Linked DNA regions of Homo sapiens: regions 1 and 3 are each linked to region 2. The links are chromatin loops, found by intact Hi-C in ENCODE. Cell type or tissue: HCT116. All regions are shown on one strand.

Region 1 (5,000 bases), 720 kb before region 2:
AAAGAACTCAAAAGAAATTACTTAGAAACAGGAAATGAATCCTTGATATTCCAGAAGAGATAAAAGAATACATTGCATCTGTGAAATAAAAATCAAATGCCTTGAAAAAGAAATACTTGAATAGATCTCTTGAATATTAATGATATGATAGCAAAAATGAAAGGTTCGGCAAGTGCAACAATGGACAATAGGAGAGAAAATCCAAGCTACTAATGTCCCAGAAAGAAAGAACACTGAGGAACACGGGAGAATTTTTTTCAAAACAAAAAAAATACAAGAAAATCTTCCAGAGATAAAAGATATACATTTTATTTATTTAAAAGTTTGTGTCATTTGCCACAACATAGATGAAACTGGAGGAAGTTATGCTAAGTGAAATGAATCAGACACAGAAAGACAAATACCATGTGACCTTCACTTGTTTTCTAGATTCCATATGTGGAATCTATAAAAGTGGAACTCACAGAAGTGGAGACTAGAATGGTGGTGATTAGGGGCTTGGGTGAGGGTGAAGGAGTAATGGAAAGATGTTGGTCAAGGGGTACAAAGTTTCAGTTAGAAGAAACATGTTTTTGAGATCTACTGAACAGCATAGTGTCTATGGTTAATAATTATGAAACTGATATTTCAAAATTGCTAGGAGAGCAGATTTGAAATGTGTGTACCACAAAAAATGATAAGTATGTGATGTGATAGATTGGTTAATTAGCTGAGTTTAATCATTCCACAATGTATGCATACATCAAAACATTACATCGTACCCCATAAAAACATACAATTTTTATTTTTCAATTAAAAAACTCTATAAGTACACAGCACAACGATGAGTAAAAATGAGCACCAAGTCAATTTCATCACTGGGATTTCAGGACACTAGGAACAAAATGACGGTCCTACAAACTTTGAAAGACAAAGAGACCAAAACAGGTCATTGAGAAAGAACTGAGAATCAGAATGGCAACTGACTTTTCAACAGCAACACTTGAGTGTAGATAATAATAGAACAGTATTTTTGAGTCTGAGGGATGATATATTATAGTTTGGAGTAACAGTAAATCCCAGAGAAGAGAAACGTAGTAGGAATTCCAAGGAGGATGATGAAAGGAAACCCTAGGATGAAAGCTGGTAAAAAGTCCAAGCTGGAGCTGGAACACAGAGAACTCTCTGTTCTCTAAGACTCTTCCATTTCTATGGAGACTAAAGTGACAGGATACTTGGATGTTTAGTATTTTGAGGGGATTGATACTGAGAAAGAGAGTTTGGGAATGAATTAGGGAAAAGTAGTAGAAGATCAAATACATAAAATCAAAATATTCATTTATTCTGGAAGAAACGTTACAAGAAAGAAACCATAATAATCAATGCATGCTGTGTGACTCAGGTATTAAGAGAGATACATGTTAATACAAACCCTGAATATTGCGATCAGTAAAAGGTATGTTAGGTCAGTAATGGGAGTAGCAGGGAAGGAGAAAGTGTGGCCTCTGGGTGTGCATTTGCGGAGTGGTCATAAAATAATACAATCTTCAGATTTCACAGTGAAAATTCAATGTATAATGTCTAACCCACCTCCCAAAAAAAGTCAAGGAATAGAAGCAAAAACATTTGACTTAGATGGAAGCAAGTAATTACCAAATATCAAAATAAATATAACAGTTGAAAGTGGTTGTTTTTGAGGAACAAGAATGTGGTGAAAGGCACAGAACTGCAGCTTTATATAATTCCTGTGAAGTGACTTGACTATTTAAACCATGTCTATATAGAGCTTTGACTGAAAATAAAATCAAAACTAAAAAGAGCTAAAGGCAGTGAAGTCCTGATTTTGACCTCCAGATATGATAGTTAAAATAGATGCTTACAGTGGATGTGTACACTCTTGAATATTGCACATTCGTCTAATAGGTTTCGGCTTTTTGTTGGCCTCACAGAAGCTGCGATGGACCATTTTATTATCACTTTTCCTACGGCATCCATATTTAGTGTACTGGAAACCTGGAAAAGGAAATAAAGTTCTTTGGATTTAATCACTTCTTCATGCTGATAGTTACTTGATTATTCACTTACTCATTCATACATTTATTCATCCATTCAATAAATATGTATTGAGTGCATACAAACCGGCACTTCAATAGGTGCTGAAGGTCCCAAAGAACATTAAATAAACAAAAACTTTTACCTTTTCAGAGAATACGTTTGATAAATATTGCAACTGCATGCATGTTAAAGAACTAGACTCTAAATATACACAGTCTAGCATGAGAGGTAGATACGAAAACCACTGTGACAATACTTAGTGACATAGGCTTTTAGAAAACTATGTAAATAACTTACAGTAGAGGGCACCAAAGGAACACAGAGGGAAGAGATCTGTAACTTGGAGGGGAGGGGAAAGCTTAGAGGATCAGTACTTTTCTTCAGCAGAATACTGAAGTTCAAATAGTATGGGGTAATGGAAATGAAGCAGAATTATTCTCCAAGCAAAGGAAATAACGTGTGAAAAACTGCGGTTTCTTCATGTGGCTAGAGGATCATGTGTGAAGAGTGCACGAGTTAGGGAAGGATCAGATCTTGAAAGCCTTCAGTGTCTAACAAGTTTCTGGACATTATCCTGAAGGTTATAGGGAGTTACTGAGGGTCTCTCAAACATCAACTTTTATATTTGTAATTATGTATATAAATTTGAAAAAATTCAAACCTATCCAAAAGTTGTAAGAAAAAACAATATTTGTATACCTTGCATCTAGATTGATCTTTTGTGACTATGTCACATTTGCTATATTTCTTTATATATGTGTATGTGTGTAAATATACATATAATTTTGCTGAACCATTTGAAAGTTGAGGACATCCTGATCCTTCACTCCTAAATACTTCAGCACAGATTTCAGAAGTACATTCTCTTATATAACTATAATATAATTCTTAAAATCAGGACATTTAACATAGACATAGTGCTATTATCTAACATACAGACCTATTCAAAAATGTTCAGTTGTCCCTATCATGTTATTTATGGCAATCCTTTTCCAGTCAAGGATCATATGTTGCGTTTAACTGTTATGTCTCCAGCCTCCATCAATCAGAAATAATTACTGAACCTCTTTTTGTCTTACGGCATTTACTAGTTTTGAAATTTAAAAACTATTTGTTTTATAAAATGTTCCGAAATTTGGGCCTGTTTAACTGTGTTCTAATGATGAGATTCAAGGGATTCATTTTTAGAAAGAATGCTACATAAAGTGATGTTGTGTCTTCAGGGCAACATGTTAGAAGACTGAAGGATTTTAATCTGGGAAATAATATAATTTTACCATTCATTCATGCATGCATTCAAGAAAAATTACCCTGTAAATTAAGGAAGAGAAGAACATCAATATTAGTTGACTAGTTAAAAGGCTATTGCAATAATCGTCCCTCCCAAAGTGGTGACTGGAGTCTGGTGAAGAAGGAATAGATGTGGTAGATATGAAGAAGGTATATCTGACAAATATTATGACCAAGTAAATGTTGAGAGTACAGCAGAAGGGAGGGTCCAAATTAAATAAGCATCTTGTAATGGATAAAGAGATGTCATTTAAAATACTTAACTATTGTATTCTTCCCTCAAGAAAACACTTTAGAAATACAGCCTTGAACTTAAAATTATAAAATAAATAATTTACACAAGCACTGCCTAATACAAATTTTGTTCTCAATTATTTGCTGTCATTTTTGTAACAGCCTCTTGCCTTCTCCTGCCCATGGTGGGAAATTGGTAATGGAGCACTTGTTTAGAACTAGAGGAATGGATGATGGGAGAAATTGAGAGACATTAAATCCAGCTTAATGGACTCTGGAGAGGGAACGGAGGCAGCACAGTGCAGTGAGTGAGAGCATGTGTTCAGAAGCCAGGTTATCTGGGTTTGAATCCTATGGGCTCTGGGCAATTATCTTCTGTGTGCTTCAGTTTTGCTACCACTTTAACAGAGATAACAACAGTACCAACTGCGTAGGGCCATTGTGAGTATTCATGCATTGATATATAAAGCATTTAGAACAGTATCTGGTTTCAAATACATAGCATAGTCAGTTACACAGTCATGTAACCAATAGCTCTTTTGTTATTAACTCTGGTAGAAATGCAGAGAGATACAGAAAGCAAAAGTAGGTAAGAAGAAAGATGAGGACCAGAGTACACTGAATTTGGGAGAGTTTTGGAGTTTGGGAAGAATAAAGTGATTAAGGGTACCACTACAGTAAATGCAAGACAAAGGACCTGAGAGAAAAGGGCAAGAGGATTTTAAGGTCTGTCACTGTTATGAAAGGAATCCTATGATTTGGTGATTCTGAGATTTCAGTAAAAATGTTTTGTATTGATGTTTTGATGGTTATGTTTGGTGTTTCTCAGATTGTGGCCTCGATTAGAGACAGCAATAAAGGTAGAAGCAAGATTGGTTTTTATATGCATTACATTTTAATATAATAAATGTGTTCAATGGTTACCTCCACCACAGGGTTTGGAACACTGAGACCAGCTCTTCAAAGCCCACTCAAAAGTATCTAATTCTTCCTGGATGACATTGTTGCTGTTGATTGTAGGTACAGAGTCTTCATGGATGATGTACTTATATGTCAGGCTAGAGCGGGTATCATTTTCTTGAGGTATAATCTAACATACACATGAAATCAATATGTAAATCACCTGAGGGTTTTAAATTTTGAGTGTAAAATTACAAATATTTCAGAATATTGCTCTTATTAAAACTGAAAACTTTCAAATAGTTTCAAAAATTATAATGTTTTTATTTCTATAAACCATAGTGCAAATGTGCCCTGTTTAAGAAAAAGATGAAGTATCTATAAAACTTTTAACATAAAAGTGTTAAAAAATACATACACTGAGGAGTAAGAGTTTGTATTATAAAAATAATAACTTTATAAGGTTCACTGTAGGTTTCCTTAAATTATATCATCTCCTTTTTAAAGGATTTTAACTTTTAAGTGTAAAGAATTATAATTAA
Region 2 (5,000 bases):
GAATATGAATGATAGTGCTAGAAAATAACAAAGAAAAACATGAAAAGATTTGAGTGCATAAAAGTTTTAAGTTTGTACATAGCTAAAATATTATAACCAAAATTGAAAAACTACACAATGAAGAAAAAGATCTTGGCACACATATAACAAAAGGCCATTATGTTGATCATATAAAGGAAGATTATAAATAAATATAAAAAGCATTGAAATTAACAGAAACACAAAACCCAACAAACATACTAAAATGTTCAGTCTTAATGGTAATTACAAAAGTGTAAATTAAAACAATGCATCTATCATTTCAAAATTATAAATGCTAAAACTTTTGTTAACAAAGATATGGTGGAATAGCTTCTCATAAGTTGCTGTAAAAAAAAAGTCATGTTTAATAAAAGCCAGTAATTCTACTCCTAGAAATTATTCCTAAAGAAATAATCAAATGTAGGCTGACATTTATATCCAAGATTTCTCATCATAGCATTTCATATAACAACAAAAATGTATTTTAAAAAAACAAATTATCCAGTAATATGGTGAAATAATTTATGGTGCATTCACATAATGGATGATTATGTGGGTATTAAAGATCTTTTTCAATGAATATTTAATGATATATGCTAGCATTTATTATATATATAAAGTTTGAGAATATGAAGGGGTCGAGGAGGAGGAGGGAAGAATTCCAAATTATATACATAGTTATTATAGGATATTACAGCTGAACGGGGGCTCAGATTCTATAGGTAAAAGAATTGTCACCTTTTTCAACAAAGTAGTTGCATTTAGAGCTTAGGTCTATTTGGTGGAGCTGAGTAGTACCATCTGCTTATATAAATGTATACACAGTAAATGGTGCCTCCTGATAAGAAATGAAATGGCCCATAATTTTGAGAATCTAAAGATTTAAAAATCTGTCTGATTCACTAGTGTGGGAGAGGGTGGATATATCCAAGCCAAAGCAGACATAAACAAAAACGTTATGTCCCACAAGGAAACCCAAATAAGAAAGACTAGGCTGCCGATCACCAGAACTGAGATCCAGGGCCTTAGGCATTGAAGGGAATGCAGGTTTCAGGATCAGCATACATCTAATGCTGGAACCTGTTTTATCTCAGCTCCTCACACCCAGGCCCTGTGACACCATGAAGTAAAGTTCTGTGCAGCTCTTAGCATTGTTCCTGGCATGTAGTACTCAATGAATATTTTCCCTGAATGAAAGAAAAAATGAGGGAGTCAATGAGTAAATACATGAATCAAAAGTTGTCTACATGGACCAGACAATGTTGCTGTGGACACTTCAACTAAGCATCATGCTGAGAAATATCTCCTTCAAACCTCAAATTGCAGATCCATAGATATTTTTACCAGGAGCAAGGACAACAGCAAGCAGGGTATTAGGAACTTCCCTAACAGCTGTGACATCATAGTGAAGAAAGTGCCCAGGGGTAACTGAGTCCAAGGCTGAACTCTCCTGGGAGTTAAGAGATGCAGCCTGTGACCCTCAGGGCTACATTCAAGTTTGAGAAGGCAGCCAGAGGAGAGCAACAAGAATTAGTTGAGGTATGAGTGTAGGTGTTCAGGATACTTGGAACAAAGAAACCAGGGAAAAGCCTGCACTGTGTGCTTCTTTGTCAGATTGGTACCCAAGCCATTTTGATTTGGATGTTTAACAGAAAGAGTTTGTATTTTGCAGACACAGGCTTTTACCAAATAAATTATTTAAATTACACAATAACATGCTGTTTGGTAAAAGCAAAACATCTTGTGTAGACACATGCACAAAATCTCAGGCTTGTGCCTAAGATCAAGTGTACACACATGCACATAGGCATACACATGTACACGTATACTTACACCACAACAGGCACAGAGAAACATTTTTGTATTATAAAATTTCTCATTGAGGGCTTTGAAATGATTTTGTAAATCAGAAAATATTTAAAACATAGTTTGTAAGGTGGAAAAGATAAATAAAAGGTGCACAACAGTAAAATTCCTACTTTTCTAAATTCTGTAAGATTTTATGACCACAAGTTCATATTGCATGGTGTCATGCTATAGAACACAGCACAAGAGAGGATTAATAATTCTCCTTTTTGGATCACCTTTGCGGTGCAGAGGCCTGAGGAGTGAGGTCGAAGAGGCTACCTCTGCAGAAGGCGCTGGGGAGGAACCAGATTGATGGGCAGCCCTGGTGGTGGTGACAGCACTGGCAGGAGCCAGCTGTCCAGCAGGAGCCCCACCTGCCTCACTGCTGGGGCAAAGGGAAGCACTGACCCATCCTGACAGCCACGCAGACTGATGGACCAGCGCATGGAAGAAAACCAAGGCGGACTCACAGAATTAGTTTGAAAAAACCTGGGGGACCTGTAGTTCTCACAAATTGAGTGAGGAAAGAACCTGAAAATATGTTTTATTATTGTCATCGAGACCCCAGTTTCAACCCTAGACTATTGTGGCCTGGGGAGAAAGTTTTCAATTGATTGTCCTCCCTGGAGCTTTTACGGTTGTGAAAGAAATAAAGAAACACTTGAAAAGTGAATGGTGTTAAGTCGTACAGGACTAAGTGGGGTATAGGGAATTGACACTAAAATTCCCTATGTAAGAGGGAATTCCCTATGTAAGAGTTTAGAAGAAAATTATCTGAAAACCAAGGGGCCAGAAAATTTTCATTAATGGGAAAGAAATTCACAATACACTAGAACTGAATAAAATGAGAGAACTGGAGATGGGAGGCAGGGAGCATTCTAGTGGCATATTTATCCTACAGCATCATCTTCATGGAAGGTTCTAGAAAAGTTATCCTAAAAGGAAATGGTCACGGTTACTAGCAAGTTCAATCAATCCTTCGTACATAATATATGGTTAAACATCATACAAGAATTATTTATTTTCCATGTAATCTTATAAAAGCATTCAAAGTCGAGATACATTAAAGAACAAAATATCTGCCTAGTGTACCCATTATTCTGGGAAAGAAAAAATGGAAAAAGAGAAAAGGTATAATTACAAAAAACCGGTGGTGCTGTATTTTTACTGCATTTGGAACCACCACAATCTGACAGTGTTGATTGCCCCCTGGTGGTGATATTAGTGAAGATTGGTTTCTTGGGGAATTTTAACTATTTTTTTCATGGGAAATGGTTCCAAAAGAAGAAATGTTATCATTGGCTTGAATTCTTCTACACTACCCCTACATTGATCGGCCAGCAAATGTAGCTCTTTTCCATTTCTTCCCCTCCACTAATACTTGCTTGGTGCTTCCAAAAAGCCCCTCCTTTCACCACAGCTATGGTAAAATGAACTCAGGAGAATTTGTAGATATAGGCAATAATATGGTTAATTCCAGATGGTAAGAAAATGCTATTACATATTTCTAAGGAAAATACTAAACATCATGAAAATCATATGATGTTAGTTGTGGGCTAAAAAAAACAAACAAAACATCAAGAAAATCAGTGGTATGGAAAGCAGGCATATGGACCTCACTCGTCACTGTGAGACTTAGGCAAAAAAACTAATTTTCCTTGAGGCTGCTTCTGAGTTGTAGTGAAGATTAAATAAGTATGCAAAACATCGAGCATAATTTCTGCCATGGAGCAGTAAACATTATTCTTTTCCTTGAATAACTACTGGTACATTTCTAAATAAGGTTCAGAAACAAAATAGATTTTTCAGAAAATTAAAATGCCATACTGATGGAGAATTGAAAATTTCATTATGGAATAATCTATTTTCTGCCTATTGCATTCTGCCTCTTAGTTTTTGTGTGTATCCTTCACTAGCAACAACTGAAAAGAGAGAAGAAACTAGAACTATCATAGTTTCTACCTATCGAACCCAATAAGAACTCAGTTCTCTGCTCCTTGCTTGTGGGACACCAGCAAACTAAGAGAGTTCATTTGTCCTTGGTGAGATGAACAATATAGAGTTTTACCTAAAGTGAAGTTACTAAATTAAAAGATTATCATCGATTCTGAGATTAAATATTTCTTACCTATTTGGTGCTCAAATATTCCTTTGTTTGAGACAGAGTTACACTCTTGTTGCCCAGGCTGGAGTGCAATGGCAGGTGACCTCGGCTCACTGCAACCTCCGCCTCTGAGGTTCAAGAGATTTTCCTGCCTCAGCCTTCCAAGTAGCTGGGATTGCAGGTGCCCACCACCCTGCCCAGCTAATTTTTTGTGTTTTTAGTAGAGACGGGGTTTCATCATGTTGGCCAGGCTGGTCTTGAACTCCTGACCTCAGGTGATCCACCTGCCTCGGCCTCCCAAAGTGCTGGGATTACAGGTGTGAGCTACCGCACCCGGCCAAATATTCCTTTTTATGAAGCACTGGTGGTGTGACTGATGGTTTGGATTTGAAGGGTGGCTTGAATGTCTCACCATGTAAAAAACATCACCAACCTTAAACTGACCCACAGATTTTTAGTCTATGAAATTACTGAAGAGCTACTGAAACTTACTGAGAGAGGAGAGCTGAGCAGGTTGGAATCCAGAGACAGGTTGACCAGGGCCTCACTGCAGGCTCTGTTAATTACAGACCGTGTGATTTATGTGTGCTTTGCTTAGTGACTCTTAATTCAAGATGTAATTAGACTCTTTGTGATTGAAATGTTATTGATCATGAAAACCACAGATCTCAAAATTCCTGTACTTGCTGATCTCTCAAGGTCCTTCCAGCACTGCTTTTTAGCCTAATACAAGGACATGCACCTTGGTTCCAACCCCACATGATGCCAACTTGGAAAAAAACACTTGAGTGATCAAATTAAACTTGACAAACTAAAAACAGTAGAGATTCTTTATACTCTTGAGCTAAAAGGTAGAGGGACAGACTTGCTATGTATAGGCATCCAGAGAAAGATATTAGAATTCTAACAGAATGACTTCTGTGTCTGCTTATTACACAAATATTATATGCTGATATGTACATGAAACAGTTGTTTCATCACTTCTAAAAACATAAACTGCTAGTCATAAGTTTTAAAAATGCTAAAT
Region 3 (5,000 bases), 1.3 Mb before region 2:
TTGTTAGTATATATCCAGCTACCAATTTCAACATCAAGAGAGTATGCATAGAGGTTAAGAATATATAGTGTGCTAGGTGCGGTGGCTGAAGCCTGTAATCCCAGCACTTTGGGAGGTTAGGTGGGAGGATTGCTTGAGACCAGGAATTTGAGAATAGCTTGGGCAACATAGTGGGACCCTGCCTCTACAAAACATAAAAAATTAGCTGAGTGAGGTGGTATGTACCTGTAATCCCAGCTACTAAGGAGGCTGAGTTGGGAGGATTGCTTAAGCCCAGAAGATTGAGGCTGCAGTGAACCATGTTCACTTCACTGGACCCCATCCTGGGCGACAGAGTGAGACCCTATTGATACATATGGGCTGCGCTCCCGGCTAAACCCCACCCTTAAACCTGGAACCAAGGCCCTAAGTGAAAACAGCTGACCCTGTTTTTCTGCCTAAATGTTGCATTTTGGCCTGCCACACCCCTATCCTGTGCCCATAAAAAGATTTCAGCTGGCAGAGCAACACAAGTGGCTGAGCGCTGAGAATACAAGCAGCTGAATGGTGAGCAGAGAAGCAACTGAGCATTGGAAACTACAGATAGATGTGGTTAACTTCAGATGTGCGACTTCGAAGAGGGGCCTGGCCCTTAGCCAGGCTGCAGGGAAAGAACACCTTCTTCCCGCACCATCTTCTTCGAATTCCCCATCCCGCTGAGAGCCACTTCCATTACCCAATAAAATCCCCCGCCTACACTACCCTTCAATCCATTCGTATGACCTGATTCTTCCTGGAGGCCAGACAAGAACCTGGGTGCTGAGAGGGCAGGGGCTGCCACCTGGGCCCTCCGCTGAGTTGGTTGGCACTTGATCATCCCTGGATGGCAGAGCTGAAAAAGCATTGGTTGTAACACACTTGGATGCTGCTGTGGGGCCTGCACAGAGCCTGCTCCTGCCAGACAGGAGTGACTGGCCAGTTTCAGCGTTCATTACCTCCGGTTCCCCCACTCGTTTGCACACTCCCTTTTACGAGGAGTGGCCAGAGGCAGGCTGAGTGAAACGAGCCACTCCAGTTCCTGCCCACAAAGGGGGTCAAGGGAATTATCTCATCTTGCTATCTCAATAAATAAATAATATATATATAAATATTGTATATATATGTAATGTTGCAGGGTCAAACTATCTGGAATTAAATTTTACCAATGAAACTTACTAGCTATTGACCATGGGAGATTATCTGACCATGCTGTGCCTCAACTTCCTCATCCATAATATAAAGATAATAGCAGTACCTATCTCAAGGAGACTACTGAAGATAATCTATATGTGATTATTTTAAAACATCTGCAAATTATTTGATACTATACTTATCAAAAATCGCAGTCTATTTCTCCTCTTGTTGAACTTAAATGGGTCTTTGGATTTCTTTGATTAATTTAATATGGTAGAAAGGAAGTTGCCTGACTTCTGAGGGTCGGCTAAAAAGGATAACTTCTGCCATTGTCTTGTGGGAAACTCACTCTAGGACTCTTCAGCCACCACATGAAAATTCTGGCTGCCCTGAGGCTGCCATGTGGAGAAACCACCTGAAGAGACCACTTAGAGAGAGATGCTCAAGGAGCCCATCTATTCTGGACCCCAGATGTTTGATTTCTTCCAGCCCAACTGCTAAACTACATGAGTAGAAAACCTTTCAAGATGGCCCGGCCCAAGCTGCAGCCACTGTGTGGCTGCAACTGCATGAGAAACTCTGAGCCCACTCAACCCCCAGATTTGTGAGCACAGTTAATGATTGTTATTGTTTTAAGCTGTTTTTTTCTGGGTGGCATGTTACTAAGCAATAGATAAGTGACTCAGTTACAAAGCAGTAAGGGTTGTACTTAAGAAAAGTTCTCAATAAATGCTCTCTATTGTTAAATCAGTCTTTGCTGTTTGCTTGTGTGTGCCCTTATTAGTGTGTCCATCTCACTGAACCTATTCTATCTGTAAATTACATGTAATAGACCTGGGTTATCAGCCTCATGTGATTTTGATGAAGATTAGATGAGAAAATAGATAGGAAAGTCCTTTGAAAAGTAGTAAAGTGTATAAAAAATGAGTATTACTATCTGTTTTGCACATTTTTTCCTTTCCTTAAATTTAGCAGGAGTTTAATGTTGAGTAGACACTCGTACTCCAAAACTAGTGCTATTTTAAGAGATATTTTTTCTCATATTTTTAAACATTCTCAGGAACTAAATGAAAAATTTGGATGGATGATTTGTTCTGTGTGTACAAAGTTGCCAAATTGACATAATTGTTAAAATCTCTGAGAATAAAATTGTTAACTGCTTTTCATGTTGCTCTACAGCTGTAGCACAAAGTAAGCATATCCCAGATGATTTTGTATTAATTTAATTAAGATCTGATTTCAGAATCTATTTTTGCACAGTCATCTGCATTTAAACATGTCATCCACAAGGTGGAAGCAAAGGTTTTTATCTGAAACAGGCATTTCTTTTGAGGCTTTTCATGGTGCAGCATACAACACATGCAAAGATTTATACTGTTTTTTTTTCACTTGTCTCCATTTCACTTTATTCTTTTTTTTTATTATACTTTAAGTTTTAGGGTACATGTGCACAACGTGCAGTTTAGTTACCTATGTATACATGCGCCATGTTGCTGTGCTGCACCCAGTAACTCATTTAACATTAGGTATATCTCTGCTATCCCTCCCCGCTCCCCCCACCCCACAACAGGCCCCGGTGTGTGATGTTCCCCTTCCTGTGTCCATGTGTTCTCATCGTTCAATTCCCACCTATGAGTGAGAACATGCGGTGTTTGGTTTTTTGTCCTTGCAATAGTTTGCTGAGAATGTTGGTTTCCAGCTTCATCCATGTCCCTACAAAGGACATGAACTCATCCTTTTTTATGGCTGTATAGTATTCCATGGTGTGTATGTGCCACATTTTCTTAATCCAGTCTATCTTTGTTGGACATCTGGGTTGGTTCCAAGTCTTTGCTATTGTGAATAGTGCCACAATAAACATACGTGTGCATATGTCTTTATAGCAGCATGGTTTATAATCCTTTGGGTATATTATATACCCAGTAATGGGATGGCTGGGTCAAATGGTATTTCTAGTTCTGGATCCCTGAGGAATTGCCACACTGACTTCCACAAAGATTGAATTATTTTACAATCCCACCAACAGTGCAAAAGTGTTCCTATTTCTCCACATCCTCTCCAGCACCTGTTGTTTCCTGACTTTTTAATGATTGCCATTCTAACTGGTGTGAGATGGTATCTCATTGTGGTTTTGATTTGCATTTCTCTGATGGCCAGTGATGATGAGCATTTTTTCATGTGTCTTTTGGCTGCATAAATGTCTTCTTTTGAGAAGTGTCTGTTCATATCCTTCACCCGCTTTTTGATGGGGTTGTTTGTTTTTTTCTTGTAAATTTGTTGGAGTTCATTAAACTGAATCCAGCAGCACATCAAAAAGCTTATCCACCATGACCAAATGGGCTTCATCCCTGGGATGCAAGTCTGGTTCAACATACGCAAATCAATAAACATAATCCAGCATATGAACAGAACCAATGACCAAAACCATATGATTATCTCAACAGATGCAGAAAAGGCCTTTGACAAAATTCAACAACCCTTCATGCTAAAAACTCTCAATAAATTAGGTATTGATGGGACATATCTCAAAATAATAAGCAGCTATGTATGACAAACCCACAGCCAATATCATACTGAATGGGCAAAAACTGGAAGCATTCCCTTTGAAAACTGGCACAAGACAGGGATGATGCCCTTTCTCTCCAGTCCTATTCAACATAGTATTGGAAGTTCTGGCCAGGGCAATAGGAAGGAGAAGGAAATAAAGGGTATTCAGTTAGGAAAAGAGGAAGTCAAATTGTCCCTGTTTGCAGATGACATGATTGTATATCTAGAAAACCCCATCGTCTCAGCCCAAAATCTCCTTAAGCTGATAAGCAACTTCAGCAAAGTCTCAGGATACAAAATCAATGTACAAAAATCACAAGCATTCTTATACACCAATAACAGACAAACAGAGAGCCAAATCATGAGTGAAGTCCCATTCACAATTGCTTCGAAGAGAATAAAATACCTAGGAATCCAACTTACAAGGGATGTGAAGGACCTCTTCAAGGAGAACTACAAACCACTGCTCAATGAAATAAAAGAGGATACAAACAAATGGAAGAACATTCCATGCTCATGGGTAGGAAGAATCAATATCGTGAAAATGGCCATACTGCCCAAGGTAATTTATAGATTCAATGCCATACCCATCAAGCTACCAATGACTTTCTTCACAGAATTGGAAAAAACTACTTGAAAGTTCATATGGAACCAAAAAAGAGCCCGCATCACCAAGTCAATCCTAAGCCAAAAGAACAAAGCTGGAGGCATCACGCTACCGGCCTTCAAACTATACTACAAGGCTACAGTAACCAAAACAGCATGGTACTGGTACCAAAACAGAGATATAGACCCATGGAACAGAACAGAGCCCTCAGAAATAATGCCGCATATCTACAACCATCTGATCTTTGACAAACCTGAGAAAAACAAGAAATAGGGAAAGGATTCCCTATTTAATAAATGGTGCTGGGAAAACTGACTAGCCATATGTAGAAAGCTGAAACTGGATCCCTTCCTTACACCTTATACAAAAATTAATTCAAGATGGATTAAAGACTTATATGTGAGACCTAAAACCATAAAAACCCTAGAAGAAAACCTAGGCAATACCATTTAGGACATAGGCATGCGCAAGGACTTCATGTCTGAAACAGCAAAAGCAATGGCAACAAAAGCCAAAGTTGACAAATGGGATCTAATTAAACTAAAGAGCTTCTGCACAGCAAAAGAAACTACCATCAGAGTGAACAGGCAACCTACAGAATGGGAGAAAATTTTTGCAATCTACTCATATACTTTTGATATTGAAAAGAATAGACATAGACAGTCAATCCATTGTTAGAAACTTTTTTACTTGA

Evidence for each region. Hi-C counts contacts between places; a loop is a spot of excess contacts. Peaks named below come from ENCODE experiments on the same cell type or tissue, not always from the same donor. Only the 100,000 strongest peaks of a DNase experiment are listed, where the experiment ranks them.
Region 1: it touches region 2 in a loop (3-fold over the local background); 28 of 110 quality-filtered maps call a loop at or near these places.
Region 3: a loop joins it to region 2, with 12 times the contacts of the local background. A loop is called at or near these places in 6 of 110 quality-filtered maps.

The regions. Positions count from the first base shown.
Region 1 is chr4:72,293,795-72,298,794 of GRCh38, forward strand. It overlaps ADAMTS3 (ADAM metallopeptidase with thrombospondin type 1 motif 3), which reads right to left. Exons shown (of 22, transcript NM_014243.3): 18 at 4,483-4,648; 19 at 1,860-1,992. Among named protein-coding and RNA genes, the nearest start is that of NPFFR2, 260 kb to the left of the region's middle. In HCT116, a CTCF peak has its summit at 2,321 (motif pointing right); a DNase peak (open chromatin) is centred at 2,347.
Region 2 is chr4:73,016,573-73,021,572 of GRCh38, forward strand. No RefSeq gene overlaps it. Among named protein-coding and RNA genes, the nearest start is that of COX18, 51 kb to the right of the region's middle. In HCT116, CTCF peaks have their summits at 3,071 (motif pointing left) and 3,271; a DNase peak (open chromatin) is centred at 3,069; H3K27me3 peaks cover 468 bases.
Region 3 is chr4:71,730,462-71,735,461 of GRCh38, forward strand. No RefSeq gene overlaps it. Among named protein-coding and RNA genes, the nearest start is that of GC, 51 kb to the right of the region's middle. In HCT116, a CTCF peak has its summit at 2,452 (motif pointing right); a DNase peak (open chromatin) is centred at 2,437.